2 separate regions of the Homo sapiens genome follow, and region 1 is linked to region 2. The links are chromatin contacts, found by Hi-C or POLR2A ChIA-PET in ENCODE. All regions are on one chromosome and are shown on one strand. Each heading gives the region's core, a stretch centred on a gene start or an enhancer-like site at or near the end of the contact. The rest is flanking DNA. Distances are from core to core; before and after follow the strand shown. Region 1 overlaps STAT5B (signal transducer and activator of transcription 5B). Region 2 overlaps STAT5A (signal transducer and activator of transcription 5A).

Region 1 (4,353 bases), core at 1,507-4,006, 85 kb after region 2:
AAAATTAGTTGGGCGTGGTGACGGGCGCCTGTAATCCCAGCTACTCTGGAGGCTAAAGCATGAGAATCGCTTGAAGTCGGGAGGCAGAGGTTGCAGTGAGCCGAGATCGCACTACTGCACTCCAGCCTGGGCAACAGAGTGAGACTGCCTTTAAAAAAAAAAAACAAAACTAAACGAAAATATACCCAAATGTTAACACTAATTACATTCTGGTGGTAGATTTGATAAGCATTTTAATTTTTCTTTATTTTCCAGATTACTGATTACATACTTGGGGGAGGGGAGAGTTGTTTTAAATTTCTTTTAGAATTAGTACAGTGCAGTCGACTAACAGCACAGGTTTTTAATTGGTATCATTATTACACACCAGGCAGCAGGATGTACACTGCTCTGCTCAAGGTCTGGGAGGTTGCTGGTTGGTTACAGTCTGTCAGTCGATCTGACATATTCATTTGATACTTCAAGCCTCACCGTCTTAGCCATGGGTCCTCTTTGACAGTCCCTGAGAGAACCAGCTTTGATGCTGCTATTTGCAAAGGGCCATATACCTGTCTGTAATGTTGCCTTAGAATAATCGCAATGCGTGTTAGTAGCAAATTTCTGTTCAGAAACTAAAGATCACCAAAGAAAGGCAATTTTCTAGGCAATTAAAAAAAAACTCAACTTCATGTAATTAAGTGAGGGAAAAAAATTAGCTAAATATGAGAATGTCAGCTGTACCTCGTTTAGTGCTTTCCACTCCCTTTTCATTTTCTCTCCTGTTTTCTGATGTGGAGGATTTAGAAAAACATGAGTAGGAAGTTGCTGTTAATTTCAGATTTCACTTAGCAGAGTTCTCATTTGGTGTTCTCACTGAATGAATTAAAAGACTTGTGTTGATATTAAGGAAAACTTGAAATTTTTTAGCTTTGGTTTTCTTCAGAATATAAAGATTTTAATGAAGAATTTTCAATTCTTTTTTTTTTTTGAGATGGAGTCTCGCTCTGTCACCAGGCTGCAGTGGCGTGATCTCGGCTCACTGCAATCTCCGCCTCCCGGGTTCAAGCAATTCTCGTGCCTCAGCTTCCCGAGTAGCTGGGACTGCAGGTGCCCGCCACCACACCGAGCTAATTTTTGTATTTTTAATAGAGACGGGGTTTCATCATGTTGGCCAGGCTGGTCTCTAACTCCTGACCTTGTGATCTGCCCATTTCGGCCTCCCAAAGTGCTGGGATTAAAAGCTTGAGCCACCGGGCCCAGCCAAATCTTTAGTTCTTTATGTTTAAGCCATCTAAGCAAGTCTTTTTTTTTTTTAACAGAGAATTAAGGTTTCAAGTAAAGAACCAATACCTGACTTCTGTGAGTTTTGCTCAGAGACTGGATCCTTTTAAGAGTGGGCTCCTGGCCGGGCACGGTGGCTCACGCCTGTAATCCCAGCACTTTGGGAGGCTGAGGTGGGTGGATCACTTGAGATCAGGAGTTTGAGACCAGCCTGGCCAACATGGTAAAACCCCGTCTCTATTAAAAATACAAAAATTAGCCAGGCGTGGTGGTGCACGCCTGTAATTCCAGCTACTTGGGAGGCTGAGGCAGGAGAATCACTTGAACCCGGGAGGCAGAGGTTGCAGTGAGCTAAGATCGTGCTACTGCATCCCAGCCTGGGTGACAGAGTGAGACTTCGTCTCAAAGAAAAAGAGTGGGTTTCCAGACCAAGGGCATTGTTGCCAGTTGAAACAGAGGTGCAGGGCTGCCCTCATTCCTTCCAGCCTTTCATTTAATACGTATTCTATTTAATACATAGGGCACACATATTTAGAATCTGACTTGCCTTAACTGCCTTCTCAAGGCGCAGATTGGGGTGTACTATTTGATGGACTATGGTATCACTGCTTTTTTTGTTTTGTTTTGTTATGTTTTCGTAGAGAGAATCTTGCTTTGTCACCCAGGCTGGAGTGCAGTGGCGCAATCTTGGCTCACTGCAACCTCCACCTCCTGGGTTCAAGCAGTTCTCCTGCCTCAGCCTCCCAAGTAGCTGGGACTACAGGCACATGCCGCCACGCCCGGATAATTTCTTTTGTGTTTTAGTAGAGATGGGGTTTCACCGTGTTGCCCAGGCTGATCTCCAACTCCTGAGCTCAGGTAATCCGCCTGCCTCGGCCTCCCAAAATGCTAGGATCACAGGCGTGAGCCACCACGCCCGGCCGGTCTCACTGTTTTGATACACTTGTTGGTGCCTCTTTTTTGAAATTAGTTGCTATCTTCAGGGATTTAGGGATGGCAGAGCCTTTTAGCTACCACTATCTTGTTTGGCTCCAGACCCAGTCAGCAGTTATTGAATGTTATTTCAGTCCGACAGCTGTTTGGTTTCTTCAGTGAGTAAGTAATTTGGTACTTCCCAGTGTCAATTGTTGCCTAAGTAGTAGAAAGGAAGGAAGGAACGGAAGGAAAGAAGGAAAGAAGGAAAGAAAGGAGGGAGGGAGACCATCCAACCCCCGTCACCAGTTCAGTAGCTTGAAATCAATGCAAAGTCTGTAGCGTGGTTTTCCTTGTTTACTGGAAAAGTTGGCATTGCCTTCAGGTCCTGGGTCTGCAACTAGTGACATGAATGTCTGACTCGTATAAATTCTTGTAGGCACCCTCTGCCTGAATGTCTCATTTCCAGGGCTTCTTAGAAATAGCAATAACTTGTTTCACCTGTCTCTACCTAAGAAACCCACAGATACCAAACTCCTTGAGGCTGGAAAGGACATGTAGAAGAGTCTTGGCCTTGTGCCTCCTTTACACCCATGAGGGGTAACTATAAATAGGAAATTATCCAAGTCCTTATTTCCTTCAGAGTACACAGAACCCTTTCCTTTTCCTTGCATTTCTCGGAGCAAATAGCATAAGCACCAAGCACATCATTGAGAGAAAGGAAGAAGGGCAGCACATTGTTAAAAATTTTTTTTTTTAAAAGAAGGAAATCTACTGTATAATCCAACTATTTAGTAAATTACAAATAGATTAACATAGGCATTGAGTCCATTTCTGTTGGGCTGTTTCTTAAAATTTGCAGTGAGGATTAAAAACATCACTTTAGTTGAAGAAAAAGTAGGATGTGTTGAGGCTGTATTTATACAGGCTCACGTGCATGTATGTATACAGATTATGTAATTTTTTTCCCCTAGGGACTCAGTAGATCTTGATAATCCACAGGAGAACATTAAGGCCACCCAGCTCCTGGAGGGCCTGGTGCAGGAGCTGCAGAAGAAGGCAGAGCACCAGGTGGGGGAAGATGGGTTTTTACTGAAGATCAAGCTGGGGCACTATGCCACACAGCTCCAGGTGGGTGTGGGCTCTGGGGTCACACTTAATTACCTTCCCTTGGGGGTCTTCTTCCTGTAGAGACTTTCTTTCTCTCCTTCAGTCCAGCATTGTTGAGTTACACGTGCATAAGGTTCTTGTTGTGTGGTTTTGGTCTTTTTTTTTTTTTTTACTTTTTATTTGAGAATAATTTCATACTTCCAGAAAGTTACAAGAATCATACAAAGATTCCCCACATATGCCCATATTCACCTGTTGTTGACTTTTATGTTGTCATATACTCCTCGCTGTCTCTCGACACACACGTTTTTCAGTCACTGGAGAGTAAGTTGCATACCTTGTGTCCCTGCACCAGTAAGTACCTCTGTGCATTTTCTATTTATTTATTTATTTATTTATTTATTTATTTATTTTTGAGACGGAGTCTTGCTCTGTCGCCCAGGCTGGAGTGCAGTGGAGCAATCTCAGCTCACTGCAACCTCTGCCTCCCGGGTTCAAGCGATTCTTCTGCCTCAGCCTCTCAAGTAGCTGGGATTACAGGCTCCTGCCACCATGCCTGGCAGTTTTTTTTTTTTTTTGGTATTTTTAGTGGAGACGGGGTTTTGCCATGTTGGCCACAGTGGTCTTGAACTCCTGACCTCAGGTGATCCGCCCACCTCAGCCTCCCAAAGTGTTGAAATTATAGGCATGAGCCACTATGCCCGGTCCCTCTGTGCATTGTCTTTTTTTTTTTTTTTTTTTGAGATGGAGTTTCACTCTTGTTGCCCAGGCTGGAGTGCAGTGGCGCGGTCTCGGCTCACCGCAACCTCCACCTCCCGGGTTCAAGTGATTCTCCTGCCTCAGCCTCCCAAGTAGCTGGGACTACAGGTGCATGCCACCACACCCGCCTAATTTTTGTATTTTTAGTAGAGATGGGGTTTCTCCATGTTGGTCAGGCTGGTTTCGAACTCCCGACCTCAGGTGATTCACCCTCCTCGGCCTCCCAAAGTGCTGGGATTACAGGCATGAGCCACCGCACCCAGCCCCTCTGTGCATTTTCTAAGAATGAACCTTGTCTTGCATGGTTATAAT
Region 2 (4,009 bases), core at 1,510-4,009:
GATGTGGCGGGGGGTGGCTAGAGGGAGAAAAAGGAAATGTCTTGTGTTGTTTTGTTCCCCTGCCCTCCTTTCTCAGCAGCTTTTTGTTATTGTTGTTGTTGTTCTTAGACAAGTGCCTCCTGGTGCCTGCGGCATCCTTCTGCCTGTTTCTGTAAGCAAATGCCACAGGCCACCTATAGCTACATACTCCTGGCATTGCACTTTTTAACCTTGCTGACATCCAAATAGAAGATAGGACTATCTAAGCCCTAGGTTTCTTTTTAAATTAAGAAATAATAACAATTAAAGGGCAAAAAACACTGTATCAGCATAGCCTTTCTGTATTTAAGAAACTTAAGCAGCCGGGCATGGTGGCTCACGCCTGTAATCCCAGCACTTTGGGAGGCCGAGGCGGATCATAAGGTCAGGAGATCAAGACCATCCTGGCTAACACGGTGAAACCCCGTCTCTACTAAAAGTACAAAAAATTAGCTGGGTGTGGTGGTGGGCGCCTGTAGTCCCAGCTACTCGGGAGGCTGAGGCAGGAGAATCGCTTGAACCTGAGAGGCGGAGGTTGCAGTGAGCCAAAATTGCACCACTGCACACTGCACTCCATCCTGGGCGACAGTCTGAGACTCTGTCTCAAAAAAAAAAAAAAAAAAAAGAAACTTCAGTTAACAGCCTCCTTGGTGCTTTAAGCATTCAGCTTCCTTCAGGCTGGTAATTTATATAATCCCTGAAACGGGCTTCAGGTCAAACCCTTAAGACATCTGAAGCTGCAACCTGGCCTTTGGTGTTGAAATAGGAAGGTTTAAGGAGAATCTAAGCATTTTAGACTTTTTTTTATAAATAGACTTATTTTCCTTTGTAATGTATTGGCCTTTTAGTGAGTAAGGCTGGGCAGAGGGTGCTTACAACCTTGACTCCCTTTCTCCCTGGACTTGATCTGCTGTTTCAGAGGCTAGGTTGTTTCTGTGGGTGCCTTATCAGGGCTGGGATACTTCTGATTCTGGCTTCCTTCCTGCCCCACCCTCCCGACCCCAGTCCCCCTGATCCTGCTAGAGGCATGTCTCCTTGCGTGTCTAAAGGTCCCTCATCCTGTTTGTTTTAGGAATCCTGGTCTCAGGACCTCATGGAAGAAGAGGGGGAGAGAGTTACAGGTTGGACATGATGCACACTATGGGGCCCCAGCGACGTGTCTGGTTGAGCTCAGGGAATATGGTTCTTAGCCAGTTTCTTGGTGATATCCAGTGGCACTTGTAATGGCGTCTTCATTCAGTTCATGCAGGGCAAAGGCTTACTGATAAACTTGAGTCTGCCCTCGTATGAGGGTGTATACCTGGCCTCCCTCTGAGGCTGGTGACTCCTCCCTGCTGGGGCCCCACAGGTGAGGCAGAACAGCTAGAGGGCCTCCCCGCCTGCCCGCCTTGGCTGGCTAGCTCGCCTCTCCTGTGCGTATGGGAACACCTAGCACGTGCTGGATGGGCTGCCTCTGACTCAGAGGCATGGCCGGATTTGGCAACTCAAAACCACCTTGCCTCAGCTGATCAGAGTTTCTGTGGAATTCTGTTTGTTAAATCAAATTAGCTGGTCTCTGAATTAAGGGGGAGACGACCTTCTCTAAGATGAACAGGGTTCGCCCCAGTCCTCCTGCCTGGAGACAGTTGATGTGTCATGCAGAGCTCTTACTTCTCCAGCAACACTCTTCAGTACATAATAAGCTTAACTGATAAACAGAATATTTAGAAAGGTGAGACTTGGGCTTACCATTGGGTTTAAATCATAGGGACCTAGGGCGAGGGTTCAGGGCTTCTCTGGAGCAGATATTGTCAAGTTCATGGCCTTAGGTAGCATGTATCTGGTCTTAACTCTGATTGTAGCAAAAGTTCTGAGAGGAGCTGAGCCCTGTTGTGGCCCATTAAAGAACAGGGTCCTCAGGCCCTGCCCGCTTCCTGTCCACTGCCCCCTCCCCATCCCCAGCCCAGCCGAGGGAATCCCGTGGGTTGCTTACCTACCTATAAGGTGGTTTATAAGCTGCTGTCCTGGCCACTGCATTCAAATTCCAATGTGTACTTCATAGTGTAAAAATTTATATTATTGTGAGGTTTTTTGTCTTTTTTTTTTTTTTTTTTTTTTGGTATATTGCTGTATCTACTTTAACTTCCAGAAATAAACGTTATATAGGAACCGTCTGATAGCATGGCAGCTCTGTTTGGCTGGTGGAGGCTTCCTTTTCCCCTGCATAAGTTCTGAGGGGGCCTCACACACAGGTGGGGCCTGGGATAAGGGCCGGAAAGGGTCTTGAGAGGAGGTGGTTGCCTTAATCCCCCCCGCCAACCCCCTTATGTTAGCCACCAGCCCGGAGGTAAGGGGTGCCTGGAGGAGCAGGAGGTCAATAGTCCAACGGCAGAAAGGTGTCAGAGTGGAGGCCTCCCTCCCCGGCCCCCTCCTACCCCCCAGAGCGGCCTCGTCCTGTCTGGGGTCAGATAAGCCACCTAAGCGGGGTGGGGGGTAGATACTCCCACCGCACCAAGGCCTCCCCTTCCACAGTTGGCTCCTTTATCACTTTCCCTTCAGTTCACCCAGCGGGGACAACACGCAGACACCCGGTGGTGGCTGCAGGGCCCCCGGCAGCCAGCGGTGATAATGCAGGGAAAGGCGCCCCAACCTCAGCTACGCGGGCGCCCACAGGGCTTCTCCCCACCCCTACACGTGCCCCAGCGCCCTGGAGACCGCGCCTGGGAGCTACGAGCGAGCACCTTCCCTCGCAGAGATGGATCAGATTAGCCCCCTGGGGCGGTGGCACCTGCCCGTCCCCTCCCCTCCTCTCTTCTCCCACCCCCGCCTTCCCCCTGCTCTGGGCCCCCTGCACCTCCCTCTTGGGGCCCACGCGCCGCCCCTCTCCCTCGCTTGAGCTCTGAGCTCAGAAGGAACCTGCCCGCAAACCTGGCTCCCAGCCCCGCCCAGGGAGCGCGCGTCCCTGAGCCCAAGGGCCCCAGCGACAGCAGGGACTGGCTGCAGCCGGCAGTGCGGGGGTCCAGCCGGGGCGAGCCGGTCCCGCTTGCTGCACCTCCGCCTCGCACAGTCGCCGGCAGCCAGCTGAAAACAGCGCAGCCGCGTGGTGCCACCTGCTGGTCTCTGGGAAGGAGGAGGATGGGACGGTTGTTGCGGCTCTGGGACTGCCCCTGGCCCCGAGGGTTGAGAAGCATCTTGGCGCCGGGCCCTCAGCCGCCAGCTTCGAGGCTGCTGGGAGCAGCAGCTGCTAAGGAGAAGCCTGGGTCAGAGTTCTGCCCACCCGCGCCCATCTCCATCATTTCCCCAAACCTCGAGTCCCCTGCTTTTTAAGGAATCTGTGCCCCCTAAACTGGCTCCTTACCCTTCTGAGAAGCATTGACAGTATTCCAGGGGTGGCCAGCACCCTGAAAACCACAGCAAAGCGGGCAGAGTTAAAATTTAAGACTAAAAATGACAGCATCAGGCATGCACGCGGGAAGGAACAGAACAACCAGCTCCAGGGGTTCCCATCACCCAGGGAGGCCACCAACGCCCCAACCAGGAGCCATAGCAGCAAATTTATGAAAAAAATATTTTATTCCAAAACACTGTTTACACAAATGTGTGGTCTTTGTACAAAGTACAAAAAAACCCCTCTTCTCATCCCCACCTCCCTTCAGAGAAGTTTAAACCTTGGGCTCTCAATCTTCCATGGTCAGCTGCCCCTGACTGCGAGTCCTACAGCCTCAGAGGGAGGAGCGTGTGGGGTTGGGAGCAAGGCCTCACCAGAACACAGCCAGTTACGCAACAGCGCAAGGCCTGCTCCAGGCCCCACCTCCAGCGGAGTCAAACCAGATCAGCTTTTACCCCTCACTCCAGATTCCACAGGCACGCAGCACATGGCTGATTTGCAGCTTGTCTTTCACTGCAGTTTTTTGTTTTTGTTTTTTCCAGGAGGCAAGAGGACCAACCCTCCAAGTCCCGGGGCCCCTGTCCACCCACCATATCCTAGACCCAATCTTTTCTACCTCTTTGT

The links. Hi-C counts contacts between places; a loop is a spot of excess contacts on that map. ChIA-PET counts read pairs that join two places held with the same protein, here RNA polymerase II (POLR2A). Pooled maps may share reads with other maps.
Region 1: a loop to region 2 is called in a map of K562, with 3 times the contacts of the local background. The contact joins two enhancer-like sites. A Hi-C loop is called at or near these places in 12 of 168 maps with a recorded cell type or tissue (CD4-positive, alpha-beta T cell, CD4-positive, alpha-beta memory T cell, CD8-positive, alpha-beta T cell and 7 more), 10 of 37 single-sample maps with no recorded cell type and 20 of 50 pooled maps. POLR2A ChIA-PET finds 5 or more read pairs at or near these places in 22 of 52 experiments (A549, AG04449, B cell and 16 more).

What each region holds. Positions count from the first base shown.
Region 1 is chr17:42,226,479-42,230,831 of GRCh38, reverse strand. STAT5B (signal transducer and activator of transcription 5B) reads left to right here. Exons shown (of 19, transcript NM_012448.4): 3 at 3,147-3,303. Among named protein-coding and RNA genes, the nearest start is that of GHDC, 34 kb to the right of the region's middle. Within about 2 kb of position 2,756, at least 2 of the 41 ENCODE cell types and tissues checked have a DNase peak (open chromatin) inside an H3K27ac peak, as active enhancers do.
Region 2 is chr17:42,311,486-42,315,494 of GRCh38, reverse strand. STAT5A (signal transducer and activator of transcription 5A) reads right to left here. Exons shown (of 19, transcript NM_001288718.2): 19 at 3,552-4,009. STAT3 (signal transducer and activator of transcription 3) reads left to right here. Exons shown (of 24, transcript NM_139276.3): 24 at 1-2,171. Among named protein-coding and RNA genes, the nearest start is that of STAT5A, 25 kb to the right of the region's middle. RefSeq lists silencers at 2,713-2,872, 2,993-3,092, 3,163-3,302. Within about 2 kb of position 2,759, at least 29 of the 41 ENCODE cell types and tissues checked have a DNase peak (open chromatin) inside an H3K27ac peak, as active enhancers do.